3 separate regions of the Homo sapiens genome follow, and all the other regions are linked to region 1. A link is a loop called in an ENCODE intact Hi-C map of the cell type or tissue named here. Cell type or tissue: chondrocyte. All regions are shown on one strand. Links, peaks and the distances in the headings refer to the core of each region. The heading gives the core; the rest is flanking DNA.

Evidence for each region. A loop is a pair of places that touch in the nucleus more often than their neighbours do. Peaks named below come from ENCODE experiments on the same cell type or tissue, not always from the same donor. Only the 100,000 strongest peaks of a DNase experiment are listed, where the experiment ranks them.
Region 2: a loop joins it to region 1, with 3 times the contacts of the local background. A loop is called at or near these places in 40 of 110 quality-filtered maps.
Region 3: it touches region 1 in a loop (2.7-fold over the local background); 7 of 110 quality-filtered maps call a loop at or near these places.

What each region holds. Positions count from the first base shown.
Region 1 is chr6:17,279,200-17,284,770 of GRCh38, reverse strand. RBM24 (RNA binding motif protein 24) reads right to left here and starts at 3,410. Exons shown (of 4, transcript NM_001143942.2): 1 at 3,022-3,410; 2 at 1,843-1,966; 3 at 60-114. The coding sequence starts at 3,189. In chondrocyte, for the core only: a CTCF peak has its summit at 3,485 (motif pointing left); DNase peaks (open chromatin) are centred at 2,970, 3,433 and 4,008.
Region 2 is chr6:17,390,629-17,396,199 of GRCh38, reverse strand. It overlaps CAP2 (cyclase associated actin cytoskeleton regulatory protein 2), which reads right to left and starts at 2,605. Exons shown (of 13, transcript NM_006366.3): 1 at 2,454-2,605. In chondrocyte, for the core only: a CTCF peak has its summit at 2,482; a DNase peak (open chromatin) is centred at 2,529.
Region 3 is chr6:17,489,157-17,494,727 of GRCh38, reverse strand. All of the region lies in intron 4 of CAP2 (cyclase associated actin cytoskeleton regulatory protein 2), which reads right to left. Among named protein-coding and RNA genes, the nearest start is that of CAP2, 98 kb to the right of the region's middle. In chondrocyte, for the core only: no CTCF peak of the experiment used is centred there; no DNase peak of the experiment used is centred there.

The sequences.
Region 1 (5,571 bases), core at 408-5,407:
GGCACGTTAACAAATGATAGTCATACTGAAACTTAAGAAAGCCTGATTAATCAACTTACCCGAAAGGTCTTTGTATAAGGGCTGGATGAAGTTGTTGAACACCAAAGGCAAAACCTAACAACAAAATATACCACATTCTTTATTTGTGCATGGTTAGGCATTTATTATTCCTACATGTAAAATGCAATCACAACTTTCACTTATAAAAGATAAACATTCTTTCGCCACTTTAAAGAAACTATATGTATGTATATTTTTTAAAGTCAGTTTTATAAATGCTATCATTGATTCAAAATAAAGGTTTTAACAGAGAAAAGGTGAAAACTTTAAAAAAATCTGCAAATTTTAGTTGACAGACACAGAATCAGACCTTGGGAAAATGTTCATGAAATAAAATTAAGTACAGCAGGATTTGACAGTGAAGTTACATCTCAAATATTCTCACAGTTTTGAACCAGAATCTATGAAAAGTCTTTGTAATTTGGAACGTTCTGGGATGCTTCAGACAATGCTTTGGAAGATTATGGGTTTTACACTTTCCAGTATTAAAAATTCACAAAAAAAAATGTTTTTTTTCTGGATACTACATACCCACAATGTATTAGACAAATTTTTTTAACGCCCATGAATATTTGCACAAACACTCATTTTCTTGACAACCTAGTTTCCTTTTAAACCCGTTTGGATGGAAGTGTCAACCTCTTCCCAAAATTTCAGATGGAAAGGCTTAGGAGTGAAGAGTATATGATTTAATCAAACTTTACAAGTAAAGTTGCCTGACCAAAGAAAATATTATATTTGCTTAAAAATCAACTCTCAACTATTTGTGCTAATGCAAAGGGCAGTGTTGTAAATAATCCAAGAGGTATTGTTTTCCCATAGACAAAAAACTGCTCCCTTTTGGCAACTAATAGCTACATGACTTAAGTAAAATATTTCTCATCTCTAAGCATCAGTTTCTTTGTCTGTAGCATAGGGTTCTTGAGTAGGTGCAATTTCTGTTTTCTTTGATTGCTAATACTCTGTGATTTTATGTTGAAGGTTTACCATTTTGGGCCAGGCGCGGTGGCTCACGCCTGTAATCCCAGCACTTTAGGAGGCCAAGGCGGGTGGATCACCTGAGGTCAGGAGTTCAAGACCAGCCTGACCAACACAGTGAAACCCCGTCTCTACTAAAAATACAAAATTAGCTGGGTGTGGTGACACATTCCTGTAATCCCAGCTACTTGGGAGGCTGAGGCAGGACAATCACTTGAACCCAGGAGGCGGAGGTTGCAGTGAGCCTAGATCGCGTCATTGCACTCCAGCCTGGGCAACAAGAACGAAACTCCATCTCAAAAAAAAACAAAACCTTTACCATTTGGACATCGCCCCTACCCCTTAATGCTTCCCTTGGGTCTGTGTTCAAGTCAGACTGCCTGCTCTGAGCACAGTGCAACTGGTGCTAAAAGGAGAGACACCACTAAGTAGGGAAGTATATTAGCTGAAGTCGACAAATTTGGCCTATATAATCCACATGTGAATTATCTACAGGTGGCTAAAAATTGGAAAATTGAGAGCAGACTACAAATGTATGCCATATAGGAAACAGGTGAGACATGACTAACTCTTCTTCCTGCACGACCCCCAAGATCCATTTTTGCACACAGGTACATTTCAAGCCTTGAGAGGAGTATTTACAACTCTCATTTATGTTTAATGCCTTGGTAGAATAACAAGCCATGGTTCAAGTTTACTAAACACATCTACAGAAAGAGACAATGTCTTCTAAATTAGAGAATCATCCCACCCATAAATGGGGGGTTCTTGGAGAGGGGGGTAGGGGAGACAGACATTTCTCACCTGGTTGCATGATCCTTGGTTTTGCTCCTAAGTATGCCAGGTTCACGTTGGCCTTTCTGCCATCAATGATGGGATTGGGATCCTTGCAGGCCCTTTCGGCAGCAGCCCGGTCAGCCATGGTGACCTTAGCAACAGACACACACAGACATACATACATAACCTCTAAATTAACCCATGAAGGAAATCAAGAATCACAATGGAGAAGTCATTCATGATAAAACTGAGATCAAACTTTTTTTCTATTCTTTGCTTCTTTTGGCTGGACCCTCCTCCTTGATCTCCCATTTTTAACAGGCGGGCGGGGGCGTGGGGGGGGGGGGCGGGTAGACGAAGGAAAAAAGAAAGAAACCCTCTAACCCTGCCTCCCCCCACCCCACCGCCGAAATCTTAAGGGTGTTAGTAGGGCCTAGCCGAGATTTGGAAGCCTAAATTCTTGGAACTCTAGATCCTCCTTCCCCCGAATCCCCCGCCCCCCAGGTCCCTACTCAGCCTCAGAGGCACCGTTTGCTTTAAAGAAAGTCCAGCCTTACATCCGCCCAACGCTCCCAACCTCGAAAACACTCCCCAACGACAATAGCTATTGTCCTACTCTGGGGCTCCCTGCTCTTCGGCAGCTGAATTTGCACGCTTAAATCTCTAGGAAGGAAGCTTAATATGCTCTGTTTCAGTTCGGCAAAGAGCCCTAGGATCATGATTTAAAAGAACCTACCTTTGCAGTTAAAAGGCGGGGGGATGACACAAGGGCAACAGCCCCAGACCTCGTGGGGTGTCCCCTCCCTGCCCCAGCCAAAACACCAGAACACACGCATTTTTACAAAGCAACAGCGCGCTTAACAACCGGCATCCAGCCCGGGAATGCAATTGTTCAGGGTTGCGGCCCCTCCCTCGCAACCCTCCGCACCCCAAATCCCGCCGTCATTACAGGTCTCTCCTTTCACCCCTGCTCTGCCCTGCCCGGCCCCCGACCTCGCACAGCGCTGGGTCTTCTCCGAACCCCGCGAGGCTGGCGCCGACCCTCTCCCCTAGCAAAGTTTCAGTTCACCCCGGAGCGAAGGGGCAGCGCCGCTCTACCCGCGGGGCTCCTCACGGGTCACGCCGAGCCCCTCACTCCAAGCTCCCGATCCCCGGGGTCAGCCGCCACTCCGTCCCTCCCCGTCACCCCCAGTCCGTGCAACTTACAAATCCATAGCCCCGGGACTTGCCCGTCTGCCGGTCGGTGATGACCACCGCCTCCTCGATCTCGCCGAAGACCTCGAAGTACTTGCGCAGGCTGGCGTCGGTGGTGTGGTAGGGCAGCCCCCCGACGAAGATCTTGGTGTACGTCGTGTCCTTCTGGGTCGTGTGCATCTTCGCACCCGCCCCGCGGCTCGGGCTCCGGCTGCGGCTGCGGCTCGGGCAGCGGCTGCGCCTCCTCCTCCGGCTCCGCGTCTCCCGCACCCTTTCGCGGCCGCCGGGGGCCAAGGGCGAGCCCGGGGGCGAGGGCGGCGGCGCGGCGGGGGCGAGCGGCCGGGGGCGGCCGAGAGCGCCGGGCGCGCGGCTTCCGAAGTCGCCAGCGGCCCTGGAGACTTGACTTCGCTCTCTCCTCCCGCCCCCCCTGCCGGTCACCGTACAAATTCTCCGGATCGTCTGGATTAGAATCGGGTTCTATAGAATGTGCAAGCGGTTTCCACTCACCCGGCGGGGAGGCCAAAAATGAAAAGAGAGGGTAGTTCTCAAGCGAAGAAGCGGGTGCTTTAGAGGTAGATTTTTCTTCCTTAGGAATCAGGTGCCTTGGGTGGGGTGTGGGGAGGGTCCGCGGGAAGAGCGTCCGAGCGCCGAAGCGGGCGGGGGGCGCGGCGGCGGGGCCAGGGGCGAGGAACTCCGCGCAGCTTCGGCTCTGGTCTGTCCCTCCCGCCGTGGGATCTGGAAGACGAGTGCCGAGGACAGCTCTCCACCTCTCTGCTCCCTTCCCCCGCGGGCCGGGGGTCGACGCCCGGCTGGGGAGGGGGGCGGGCCGGACGCCTGCGATTGGCCGCGGCAGCACCTGGGGCGCCGGGCGCCGCCGCCCCCCAGCTGTTGGGAACAGCTGCTTCTCTCCCCGCGCGGCGCGGCGCTGGGGCTCGGGGCTCCCGCTCTGTAGCCGGCGATGGGGTAGGGCTGGAGACGCCTGTAGGCGGCCTGGCTCTCGGCGTCGCCTGCTCTAACCAGTCAAAGTCTTAGGGACCCGGCGCAGCACCAGCCGGGACCCAGGGTGCGGGGACTGTGCCCAAGGAGGAAGCTGCGTTGCTTTCCAGAGGGGACGACGCGAGCTTTTTGGGTTAGGCCTCGGTGACAGGGCCGGCGACCTGGACTGGCGAACTGGGGTCCCCAGAGGCCTGGGGCGATTCGCTGAGAGGCCAATCCCCTCCCGGGCGCGGGGGGTCAAGGAGCTCGGCCGAACGAAACCCAAGCTGGACACCCTGGGGTCTGAAGAGTGAGAAGGAGGGCCCCAACTTTCTTTGGCCCCAAAAAGCCAGTGCGGGGAAGTATCAGAGAGGTAGAGCCAGAAGGAAAAGAAAGATCTAGCGCTTGGGTGTAGTTGGGAAAACCATTAGCTTTAATTGCTACCGCCCAGCCAAACCAAGTAACCGGAGATACCTATGTCCATCAGGCACCGCCTTCTATTTCAGAGGACCATAAGTTAGTATTTTAGCCCCCACAGTCACCAAATTTGTCTTTCCTCCCTAACTTAGTTATTCAGGAAGATTGGTACAGATGTCTTAGCATAAGTCGTTCTTTTTTTTTTTTTTTCCCTAAACAAAGAATTAATCTATTTCTTTCTCTTTGAATTACAAGAATGTTTAGTGGCTTGACCTCATCTGTTTTTATCTGGATGTAAATGTAAAAGGTATAATTTTTGAAATCAACTTATTGCATAACCAGTGGTTTCTACCAGCAGACCTGAAAGCATTTGTAGAACATAGGGCACCCCATATATATTTATTACTTTACATCAGCTTTTTGCAACTTCTTTTAATTGAGAATTCATTCAATTAGGCCTTAAAATCAATCAGTCATACTTGAGGTTTGGATGAAAATATTTGATGTGAGCAGAAGGTTTCATCCACCATTGTTGGTGCACAATTGCCTTTTAAGTCCTTTCTACGGGAGTCTACAGTCCCTACATTAATCGCCCCTGAGCCGCACCATTTATTCCATTAAAACAATTCAGTATGTTAACCGTTAGAGAGGTGCATACTCTGTTTCTCTCCAGGACACCTTTGCAGTCAACCCAAGAGGGTGAGAAATGTTGCATTTGCAAAGGCTAATGGGAATGCAAATATTCTTGTGCAAAACATTAAATTCCGTTTTTCATCTTGCTGACTTCCTCATGAGGTTGACTTTTTGACGTCACTGGTTTCTTTAAGTTTGAACCCCCAGTGGGAGATATAGAGAAATCAGAAATCTATTAAAGTTAAAAACATTTTTTTCACCCGATTAAAAAAATAATAAAGAATTTTACAGACAGATGAGAGCCAGAAAGTGAAATTGTAAACACCCTCTCTTCATTACTTAAGTTAAAGGACAGGTTCAAAAACGACTCTCTGTGCTGGTATGATGAAAGATAATTTTTAAAAGTTAGAAAAACAAAGCAGGCGGGGAAAGAGAAGAGGCGTGTTTTTTAATATTCAACATCCATCTTGTGTCATTTAAGAATTACTGTACGTAGATGAGGCTCAGGCAAAACCCTTTTGTGAAGGGAAGCTGCTT
Region 2 (5,571 bases), core at 246-5,245, 110 kb before region 1:
GGTGGTGTACAAAGGTTCCAATTCCTCCACATCCTCACCAGTATTTGTTATTATCTGACTTTTTGATTATAGCCATGCTAGTGAGTATAAAGTGGTATCCCATCGTGGTTTTGATTTGCATTTCTCTGATGAATAATGATGTTGAGTATCTTTTCATGGGTTTATTGGCCATTTGTATATCTTCTTTGGAGATAGCTATTCAGATCCTTTGCCCATTTTTAAATTGGATTATTTTTCTTTTTATTATTGAGTTGTAAGAACTCTTTATATGTTGTGGATACAAGACCCTTATCAGATACATGATTCCTAAATATTTCCTCCCATTCTATGAGCTATCTTTTCACAACTATCTAGTTCTTAAGCCCTAGTTTATAAACCTAGTGATGGGTTCACAGGTGTTCAGTTGAACATAATGTTCATAACTCACCTAGACTTAGCGTATTATTTTTACATATAAAATGTTACATAATAAATTAAAAACAAAACAAAACCTCATGAATAAAGATGTTAGGAAATATTCAAAACAAAACAAAACTCCATAATGCTCAAAATAAGTTAATGCTTTTCTGGAGGGTATTTAACTTAACTGCCAAGGTATAACAGGCACTCAAGAGAATGTGGCCCATTAATCCTTTCAATAGGCTCCTCTCCAGATTCTAGCACAGAATCAATCAGTGGGAGTAGCAAACTACTACTAGAAGGACAAATCCATTCCCTTCTCTCTTACTTTTGTGTTTTCTGCTCCTCCCTCAAGCTAAGAATAGTTTTTACATTTTTTAATGCCTGGAAAAAAACAGAAGAATATTTTGTTACTGGTGAAAAGTTCAAGGTTCAATGTCTGTAAATAAAGTAAAACACAAACATACCATTCCTTTAGGTATTGTCTTTAGCTGCTTTCAAACTATAACTGTGGAACTGAGTAGTTGCTAAGGAGACCATATGGCCTGCAAAACCTACATGTTTACTATCTAGCTCTTAACTCAAAGGTTTACCAAACCCTACCCTGTATCAACAAATTAAATTACTTCTCACATTAACGATGGGGAACAAAAACTTACTTCCTACTAGCAAAGACCACCTTGATAATCACCTTCCTGATTTCTCATAGTCAACTTCTTTTTCTCTTTATCCTTAAGAAGTATTTATATGACACTTTGATTGTAATGTTATTAAGAATTTTTTAAATTTCGGGATTCATGGAGAAGTCGCCTTTCCTTGCAAAATATGCAGTATATTCAAGAAGTCATGCTCCATCTACACTTAAGGTACTGAATTAACTATTTCACACACTTTTATTGTCTATCCATTACATGCTGTGAGCCAAATACTGTTTGGTGCCGTAGGAACTACCAAACAACCCATCCTTGCTTTCAAGAGGCTTGCAGTCTAATTAGACTCTAGTAACTATAAATCCAATTCTCTAAAGTTCACTCTACCGTTGTAATTTTACACTAAGTGGGCTTAGATAGTTTACCAAGAATTCTAAGGAACATAGCTTCAATGAAATCTACAGAAGCAGTAAGGAAATAGGAGTACTCAGTAAACTACAGTGCTCAAGTCCCAGAAGCTTCTGCATTTCCATAACTATAAAACCAAAGGTCCTAGATGTTTTTACCAAGTGTTCATCTCCACTCTGGCTGTTTGGACCTAGTCCCGGTTCAACTTCCTAAATGCAGTCACCCATACATACTCATTTTTAAGAATGCATCCATTCAAATATTGCTACAACTTGCAGCGAACACCACTCTGATGAGAATAAAGAAAAGGCCATCTGCAGGTTGATTTTTGGCCCTAAAAGTGATGATACGGCGGCTACTTCCACGAACACCCCTCTACCCAAAGCAGTCAGAGAGCCAGCGGCGGGTGCCGTTTTTCCGAGCCGTTCCCCCAGTCTCAGTTGCCTCTGCATTTTTTAGAAGTGACTCATCGCCTCAAGTCAGGTTCTGCAGAGGGGAAGCCAGGTCTGTTTCTTTCCAGCACTTTCTGATCGAGGTGGCTCTGGTCAGAGCCGGCGCAATGACTCCCACCCCCACCCCCCTGGAAGACTCACAGCCCGGTGGACGAGACCCCCCAAAGTTAGAGCGGCCGGGCGGGCGGCGGCGCTGGGGTGGGGAGGCCGCGGCCGCCCGCCAACCCCGGGCAGCTCCTGCCCGCACCCCGCCTTCCGAGCGGCCAGGACGCCGGAGCTGGGGAGGCGGGGGCAGGGCGCGCCGCTCCGCTGACCCAGATGGGAGTCCGCCCGCGCCCGCGCCCCGCGCCCGGGTCGCCGCGCCCCGGCCCCCGCGCCCGCGCCGCCTTTATTCCCCTCGCGCTGCTGCCACAGCCGCAGCGTCCCGGCCGCTTCCCTACCCCACCCATCGGGCTCAACTTGCCAGCGCCCGCCGCCAGGCGCCCCCCGCACCTGCACCCCGACCCCTCCCCGCCTCGCCGGGCCCCGACCGCTGCAGGATTACCTGCTTCGCTGCCCTGGGGTCCCGTCCTCGGCAATGCAAATCCGTGGTCGGCCACTCGTACCCTCCTCCCGCGGCCCTCCCCTTCTCCTCCCCTCTCCCTCCTCCCAGCTGAATAGGAGCCGGTGTCAGTCACGCTGCTCCAGGGGAGAGTCGCCGGCAGCTTCCGGAGCTCCAAATACAGACGAGCTGAGGGGGGAGAGGGAGAGCAAAGCCACGCGGGTGGGGAGTGGAAATAAAGGGGAGCAGAGAGGAGAAGGGGGTGGAGGAAAGGAGGGGCAGATGGGCCGTGGGAGAAAAGACAGGGAGATGGGGAAGGCAGAGCCAGGGAACGCCAGCCTGCCTGCCAAGCGCCAGGCTATGCGAGAAATGGATTCAGTGCATGAGGCAGTATTGCAAAGAAGTCTGGAAAGATCCGGAGGCTCCTGGCTGAAGGAGGCACAGATAGGTTGGATACCCGAAGATCTGTGCAGAGAAATGGGTAATGGATCCTTAGGAATCAAGAGACGGCATGTGTGTCCCCAGACCCAATATGAGGATAAAGGCTCTGGGAGGAGAAGGAGCTAGACAGCTAATGCTTTAGCGAGACATCAAGACTGAGTGCACTCATAGTGCGTGTGATGACATTTTTAAAAAGTATTTTATAAACAGCAACTTTTTAAATGTCCTGATTATTTAAAAATTAAAGTAACCAAACCCACTTGGCTTCTTAAGATGTGCAGCATATTTGTGGCCACTTCCCCTTTATATATTGATTATAATTGCAAAATTGGAGGCTTTTCTCTTAACGTCATTAGAAGGAAAGCATTGATTTTCAATTTTCATCAAAGTTTATTTCAGTCTAAAAAAGTGACTTGAAGCTCTTTATTGAATGAATGCCAGGAAAATAATTGCAGAAAAGAGAAAAAAAGAGGGGAAATGTAACTGATATCTTCTGAAAGTAAAATCTCCAAACAATAAATATGAGATGAATTTCTTAAAGGCCAATATTCTCTGTCGATGTTAAAATTGCACATAAGTTGGTTCTGTACATTATAAGGCTTATTCTGACCCCATAGGTCAGCACTTATACAAAGGTCATTCCAATTACACATTGCTCTCTGCTGACAGTAATGAGGTGCAGTGAGTCTTTGCTTCCCTTTGTCTGGAAAGAAGGGAAACAAAATGACATAAACATTGATCAATGAGTGCGTACATTGCATAAAGCCAGAGCCAGCACCCTCCCTATCCTGTGGATACCTTGCATATGGCGGGCATTCAATATGTTTGTATTAAATAATGAATGAATGGATGGATGGATGAAGTATGTATGCATTTAGAACATTTGTGTTCCAGAAATGCAGAAAAAATATATATCCATAAGAATCAATGTGTGCAGGATCACAGGGAAGTTCCAAGCATCCATTCATATGACTTTTTTTTAGCACTAACTTCAACAAACATTAGCACAGTATTTCCTTAGCTACATCTGTTTTTTATTGGAGTATAAAGTATTATGGAGTCTAAGAGTGGATGAGCCACAAATCCTGTCTTTAGGTTGATAATATAGTAGGAAGATGTGAAGAGTATAAAAATAACCACAGTTCTAGGAATGTCGTAAAAAACATTCTAAAAGAAGTATGAACAAATTTCCATGGATGTTCAGAAGAAAGGAAGGTTGCTTCTAGACTGGGGATTAGAGAACACTTTCTGATGGACATGAAAGTTGAGTCTTCATGCGGAAATGAGACATTAAGAGTGGATTGTGGAGGAAAAACCCTCAAGATGATGGGCAGGGACAAAAGTGGAGAGGTAATAAAGGATGGCATGTATGAAGGACAGTCTGTGAGTTTAGCTGGATTGGAGGGCTGTGGAAGCCAGGTATGGAAGGAAGGTTAGGCCCTGGCTGGTAGAGGCCTTCAATCTCAGCCTAAAATGTTTGAAGCCTAAGTAGTAGGCACTGGGGGACTATTGACCATTTTTGAGCATAATCATGATAGCAATGGTTAGTTTGGTGGTGGTATATAGGACTGGAAAGAGATAGGAGGCAGGGAAATCCACTAAGAAATAACTAGCTAGTCTGGAGGGGAAAGTAACGAGCCTCAACTTGAAGCCTGAACTCTTCCCTTAACTAGCCCTGTCATAGCATCTGTCTGCTATATGATGTCTCCCCAAAAGGGCTAGCCCCCAGTGAACACTTCTTCCTCACAACTCTTTGATACTTATTGTCCATATTTTCCAATTGGACCTATACATTCCAGGAAAATGGGGATTAGGTCTGTTTGGTTAATTGCTATTTTCTCAGGCCAGACACATGAAGATCACTGACTACGTATTTGTTGATAACATTTTCTTGTACAGGATTAGGTCAGAAAATAGTGGAATTGGAAAGAAGAGGACAGTAGCTGGGCTTTTCTAAATCTTTTCAGTTCCCCTTGAGATTCCAGCCCAAACCTGCCTTTCTCCTTAGCCCATGATCTCATGATGTGCCAGACAAGGAGGCTGATAACTGTGTTAACTTCTACTCCTTCAACTTTTCTCCCCTCTACCTCAAAATTTCTCCCGTCATCTCCTTTGTCCTGCATATTTCTTTTGAGTTGATGTCTCCTTCCTTGTCATTGCTAAAAGTATTCTGGTCTCTTCTTCCACCTTGTGCCCTTGTCCTTGCATTCTGAGCCACCTCCTCTGTACTGAGTTTGTCCCCATGGATTACACTCCAATTGCAACAGCGAAGGCTGAACTCAAGGGCTGATAACACAGTAGACTCAGGGGAAAAATCCTTTTTTCCCTATTTAACCTATGGTTAGAATGATTCTACTGCTCTTTTACCTTTGTTTATATGAAATAAAACTTTTTATGAACTCTTTTATGTAAGGGGCTTTGCTAGAATCTCAACAGAGGAGGTGACCCAGGACCTCAACATTCTATAAAGCTTATACAGTACAGTAGTCCCCCCGTATCCACGAAGGATACGTTCAAAGACCCCCAATGGATTCCTGAAACCACAGATTCGTATTGAGGCTTCTATACAGTATTTTTTTTCCTATACATATGTACCTATTATGTTTAATTTATAAATTAAGTACAGTAAGAGATCAGTGATAACAATTAATAATAAAATAGAACAATTATAACAATATAC
Region 3 (5,571 bases), core at 179-5,178, 210 kb before region 1:
ACACCCCAGGGCCCAGCCAAGTCGACACATAAAATTAACCATCACAGGGGGAGAGAGACGCAGATAAATAATTATATAAATAACTAAATTATATAGCATGTTAACTGTTAAAAACCATAGAGGGAAAAAGGTAGAACCTAGTGAGGAGGATCAGAAATATATATGGGGGGTGGGTTCCCACTTAAAATAGGATGGCCAGCACAGGTCTCATTGAGAAGGTGACATTTGAATAAATATCTGGAAGTGGCATTAGCCATGTAGACATCTGGAGGAAGGGCTCCCCAGAGAGAGGAAACGGCCACTACAAAGATCATGAGGTAGGAATGTGCCTCCAGTGTTTAAGGAGCAAGCAGAACCATGTAGCTGGAATGGAGCGACTGAGGGAGAAAGGGCCAGGGTTTGAAGTCAGACAGAAAATGACAGGGTGTTGGGGCACCAATCATGGGAGCTGCTGAAAGGATTTTGGCTTTTATCCTGAATAAAGCGGAGATCACCATGGAGTTTTGAGCAGAGGAATAACATGATGTGGTTTTCTTTTCTAAGGATCGCTCTGGCTGCTGTATTGAGAATAGATTATTGGAGGGTAAACGCAGAACTAGGGACATCGTATTCGAGACTACTGCAATAATTCCGACAAGAGATGAAGGCAGCTCAGGCCAGAGTGAATGTAGTGGAGATTGTGAAAAGTAGATTTTAGACCGGATGTGGGGTATCAAAGCAAATGAGGAGTCAGGAATGACTCCTTGGTCTCTGACCTGAACAACTAGAAGGATGGAGTCGCCATCAACTGAGATGGGGGAAATGGCAGAAGGAGCAGGCTTTAGCGCAAAGACCAGGAATTCCGATTTAGACGTACTGTTTCGGCTGCCCTCAACCAGGTGTTCCCAGGGGCCACAACTGATGAGTAATATCTGCAGTGCAGCTGCAATGGGCTTGCTTTTTTTTTTTTTTTGCCCCCTCCTCAGCTCAGTTCCTTTCTGGTCTCCACTCCTCAGTGTGTCTTTGCTTGGGAGCATCTTCTCACATTTTCAATCCAGTACACATGATTCATAAATGTGCTATATGTTCCTGTATTCAGTACAATTCAGTTCCAATTCAGAACAACACAGTGTATACATGCTCTGTTCCTCACCTACAAGAATGGCGCTTCTGGCCCTCAATCAGCCAGGGGTGAGCTCTGTATTGTTTCTCTCCTGGGGTTGACTTGTGCTGAGTCATTCACTCTGGCCAGCAGCAAAAGTCTGTGAGACAGCCAGCCTCCATTATGGGTACAGTCTGTGGTTGGCGGTGAAATTATTTTTGTTTAATTTCCCAGGTCAATTACTCATTATATCCTAAAACTTGTTGGCCTGTAGAGAGAAACAACCTTTAGCCTTGGTTTCATCTCTATCATATCTTAACAAATTGAGGTGAGAGAGAGGTGCACTATTTAAGTGGCTTATTTGGGTTATATGAGTGGATGCTGGTGGTCTAGCTTGCATTTTTATACTAAACATAGTGTCATGTAACAGGCATGAATGAACAAGTGAATGAATACACAAACTAACACTGAAGTGACAAATAAAAATTAAGCTTCTGAAAAGTCCAATGTGATCTGGGTAAATCGGAAATAAAATGTACCTCTCTAAAGAAGGTAATAGTTTATCTTGTTTTGATACAGATTTTTTATTCACACGTGAAGAAAATGATCAGATATTGTCTTTTATGTCCTCCTCTGTTTTCCTTCATAAACATTTTTTTCTGCCTGATATCCACTAACTCTGACCTCATGTTTTCTTGTTCTTTTTATCTGTTACAATATTTATTGAGCACCTACTAGGTGCCAGGCATAGTCCTAGGGACTTGCGATACATAAGTGGGGAAAATGGGTCTTTCCTTTGGGGTTTACAAGCAGTAAACAGACAGTAAACAACAGACATATTAGGGATATCGTACTATGAAAAAAAGGAGTGAAGCAGTACAAAGGGGTCAGAGGAGGAGGGGAGATTTTATTAATGTAAAAAAGGCTTATGTGAAAATATTTAGCTGACTACAACGTTTGACTGAACATTTGGTTGATGCTGTTTGATCCAGCCAGCCTGTCACATGCTAGCAGCTGATCAGAACGGAGTATGGAACATCAATGAGGAGAAATCAGGAAGTGGACAGGGATAAAAGCTGCTTTTCCCCCCAACTGGCTGACCTGAATTCAGCCACGCATAGGCTAAAGTTCACTTTCAATTCCAGCCACTTTGGACGCCGGCACATAGTCCAGGATATAATATGCCTGCTGCTGATCGGCAGCACAGAATAAAGCCTGCCAGCTGCAGTTCCATGTTCCTGCTAGACCCTCTGGTGCCTCACCAATCTTGTTTTTCTCTTTCAGTTACCTTCCCTCAGTTCTGCTCCTTCTGACTTCCAGCCCATAGACTTATTTGTGTTTTGATTTTTTTTGGTGACCCCAAAATACAAAGTTAAAATCAAAATACATGCACCCCACCACTGGCAAACATCACAAGAAGTTGGGAAATTTATAGAGAGAAAAAATAGACAACCATTTCCCATGGTTGATTATAGAAGATTTCTCTGCGTTTCTAAGATGTACCTTTCCAGCATCGCACATGGGTACTGCAAAGTACAGAACACAGTTCCTGCAAAGACCAGTAAGGTCAAACCCTTTCCTTCCTCCTGGCACATTAAGTACTCCTTCCAGAATAAACACAGGGACAAGGCTGGGGCCAAGAGCAGCTGAACTGGATAGACAATGGGATTTATTTGGTCCTCATCAGCAGGTCATGCGAGGAAGCCCGCAGAAATCTGAGAGTCCTGTGGGATGACTATCATCTTAAGATCAGTTTGCGGGGAGGGAAGAAATGAAAATTTACTGATTGCTTACTATAAATCACGCACTGTACTTTGTATTCTATATATTATGTAAACATCATAAAACTTTGGTGGAAACATTAGCATTATTATCCCTGTTTTATGAGTGAGGGAACAAGATCAAGAAATACTTAGTAACTTGCCCAAGATCATCTGGCTAGAACTGAGATTTGGACCCAGATATGTCTCGCTCCCACAGCTAATACTCTTAGGCAAAACAAAAAAAGCATTGGCTTCGGAACAGGAAACATCTGGGTTTAAACCGTATCGTTCACACTAGTCTGAGCCCCAGTATTCTTCCTATGTCATCTGTAAGGTTCTGATGACGATTACATAAGACAATATGTGCATCATGTCTGACACACAATAGAGGACTAAAAATGACAGCTGCTATTATTGTAATTATTCAAGCAATTTTACTGACCTCAAATACTGAAGAAAAAGCATATCATGGATAGCTGGACGAAATGGAATAATTATTGCTGAGTTAAACACTGTAGCTGATGAAAGAACTGAGAACATGGTGCCCACGATATGCGGTAAGAAGGACATGCTTACAATGCAGGCCCTTTAGAATGGGGTGGAAACTTAGGTCATCTCTTTTTGAGAATCTCAGGCAATTTACTTACATGACTCTGGGACATACTGGAAAAGGTGGAGAACAGATGGGGCACCCTGACAATCTCGGGGGCGTTGGGGGACAGTCCTTGGGAAAAGCTGTTCAAGTTCAATGCAAGGGTGCTAGAAGAACCCCAGGATCAGAAACTCACATTTCTGGGACATGATGTTAATGACACTGAGTTTCTACCGGCTCAAGGCAGAAGAAGAATGAAAGAGAAACAGATTTCTTTTAGTAGCACACGTCCTGTGGTTTACCCAGTGGAGCTATGGGCACAGCCTGAAGAGTTTACTTGCACGGGAAACAGACATGTCAGCAGGAGGGCTGAGCTTATAGCTGACATTCAGCCAAAGGGCACAAGGGCAGCTTCACCAGCTGTTAAGGCGCCATGATCCTTTATAGTGGTTGGCAAACAGCCACTTTCCAAGCCCTTTGGGTACCCCCTGCTGCCCTGGCTGCCCCAGTCTCTCTTCCAGGACTTCTCAAAGTCCCCAAACTCCAGCAATCCTGGCCTAATAGGAGGCCTCCAGGATCCTTCTCCAAGGCTCTCATTCTGTTTGTTCTGATTGGACCCATGCAGAATCTTAGGACTACAACCGAAAACTCATGGGCAGGACCTCTGCCCGCAAAGGCGTGCTGTTGCCATGGCAGGAACATCTAGCTTTGTGACTTACACCCCACCCAACCCAATACTCCATTTTAAAATTGCAAGTGTTTTATAATCCTCTTTTCTAGCCTGAAAGAAATTCACAGATAATATAAACTACATGTACACATCACTTTAAGAAATCCATATGGTGTCTAATTGTAAAATAAAGGGGAAATAAAAGGAAAGTAATTTCAAGACATAAATGCTTGGCCACAACAACACCAGGAAGATATGATGTAGTCTCAAAGTTGCAACTGCACATAGAATCCTGCAGAAAGAGATAGCCACAGATGTGGACTCATACAGATGAGTGTTTTAGCAAATCAAATACAAGAAGTCTTTTGGAGATATCTGGAGATGCCATTTTCTGACATGGAAAATAACATATGGTAAAAGTTCAGAACAAAATAAAGTGTCATCTTCCCTCAATTTGCACTGCAGCTGCATTCCAGGGTAATTTAGGATATATATTAAAATTACTATGCATATTAATATAGACTATGGAATGAAATTAGGTTCTAAGCTCAGATGATTAAAAATGTTTTTCACTTACATGCATACACAGTGGGTGACAGTCAAGTAAGAGGAGGGATAATGCATTGTGTTGTGTGTTGCTGAGCTTGTGGCATCTGCCCACCAAATGCCAAAAGAAACCTCCTGTATTTGACAACCTCAAGCATTTCCAAAATGCCCTTTTGGAGGACGTTAGCACCCCAGTGGAGAACTCAAGATCTGGCTAAATGGCACAACTATCATGATGGACCTACTAGATTACAAACTCCAGGAGGGCAGATCTGTTTTGCTCACTACAGTTTTCCCAGCTCCAGACTGGGATCTGGCAAATAGAATCTCAGCTAGTGTTTGTTAAATGAGAGAATGGATGCAAAACCCTAGGTAGTAAGGGGCAAGGCAACACATTTCAAGAAGCTAATCCAAACAGGCAAGCAGAGAGGTGCATGGAAGAGTGTAGTAGCAACTTAACTCTCCCTGTGATGGTAGCTGACACTGGGTAATGCCAACTGTGGGACATTTGGTCATTCAACACCCTTTGGGGCACCATGTGGGACTCTGAGGACTTAACACTGTTGCTTGTTGGAAACTGTACTGAATGGTAGTTACTGTATTCTGATTTTCTTTTGTTTTTTCTTTTGTTTTGTTTGTTTTCTGAGACAGAGTCTTGCTCTGTTGCCCAGGCTGGAGTGCAGTAGCATGATCTCGGCTCACTGCAGCCTCCGCCTACCAGGCTCAAGCAATTCTCCTGCCTCAGCCTCCTGAGTAGCTGGGCTTATAGGCGCGTGCCACCACACCCGGCTTATTTTTGTATTTTTAGTAGAGATGGGGTTTCACCATGTTGACCAGGCTGGTCTTGAACTCCTGACCTCGTGATGTGCCCGCCTTAGCCTCCCAAAGTGTTGGAATTACAGGCGTGAGCCACTGCACG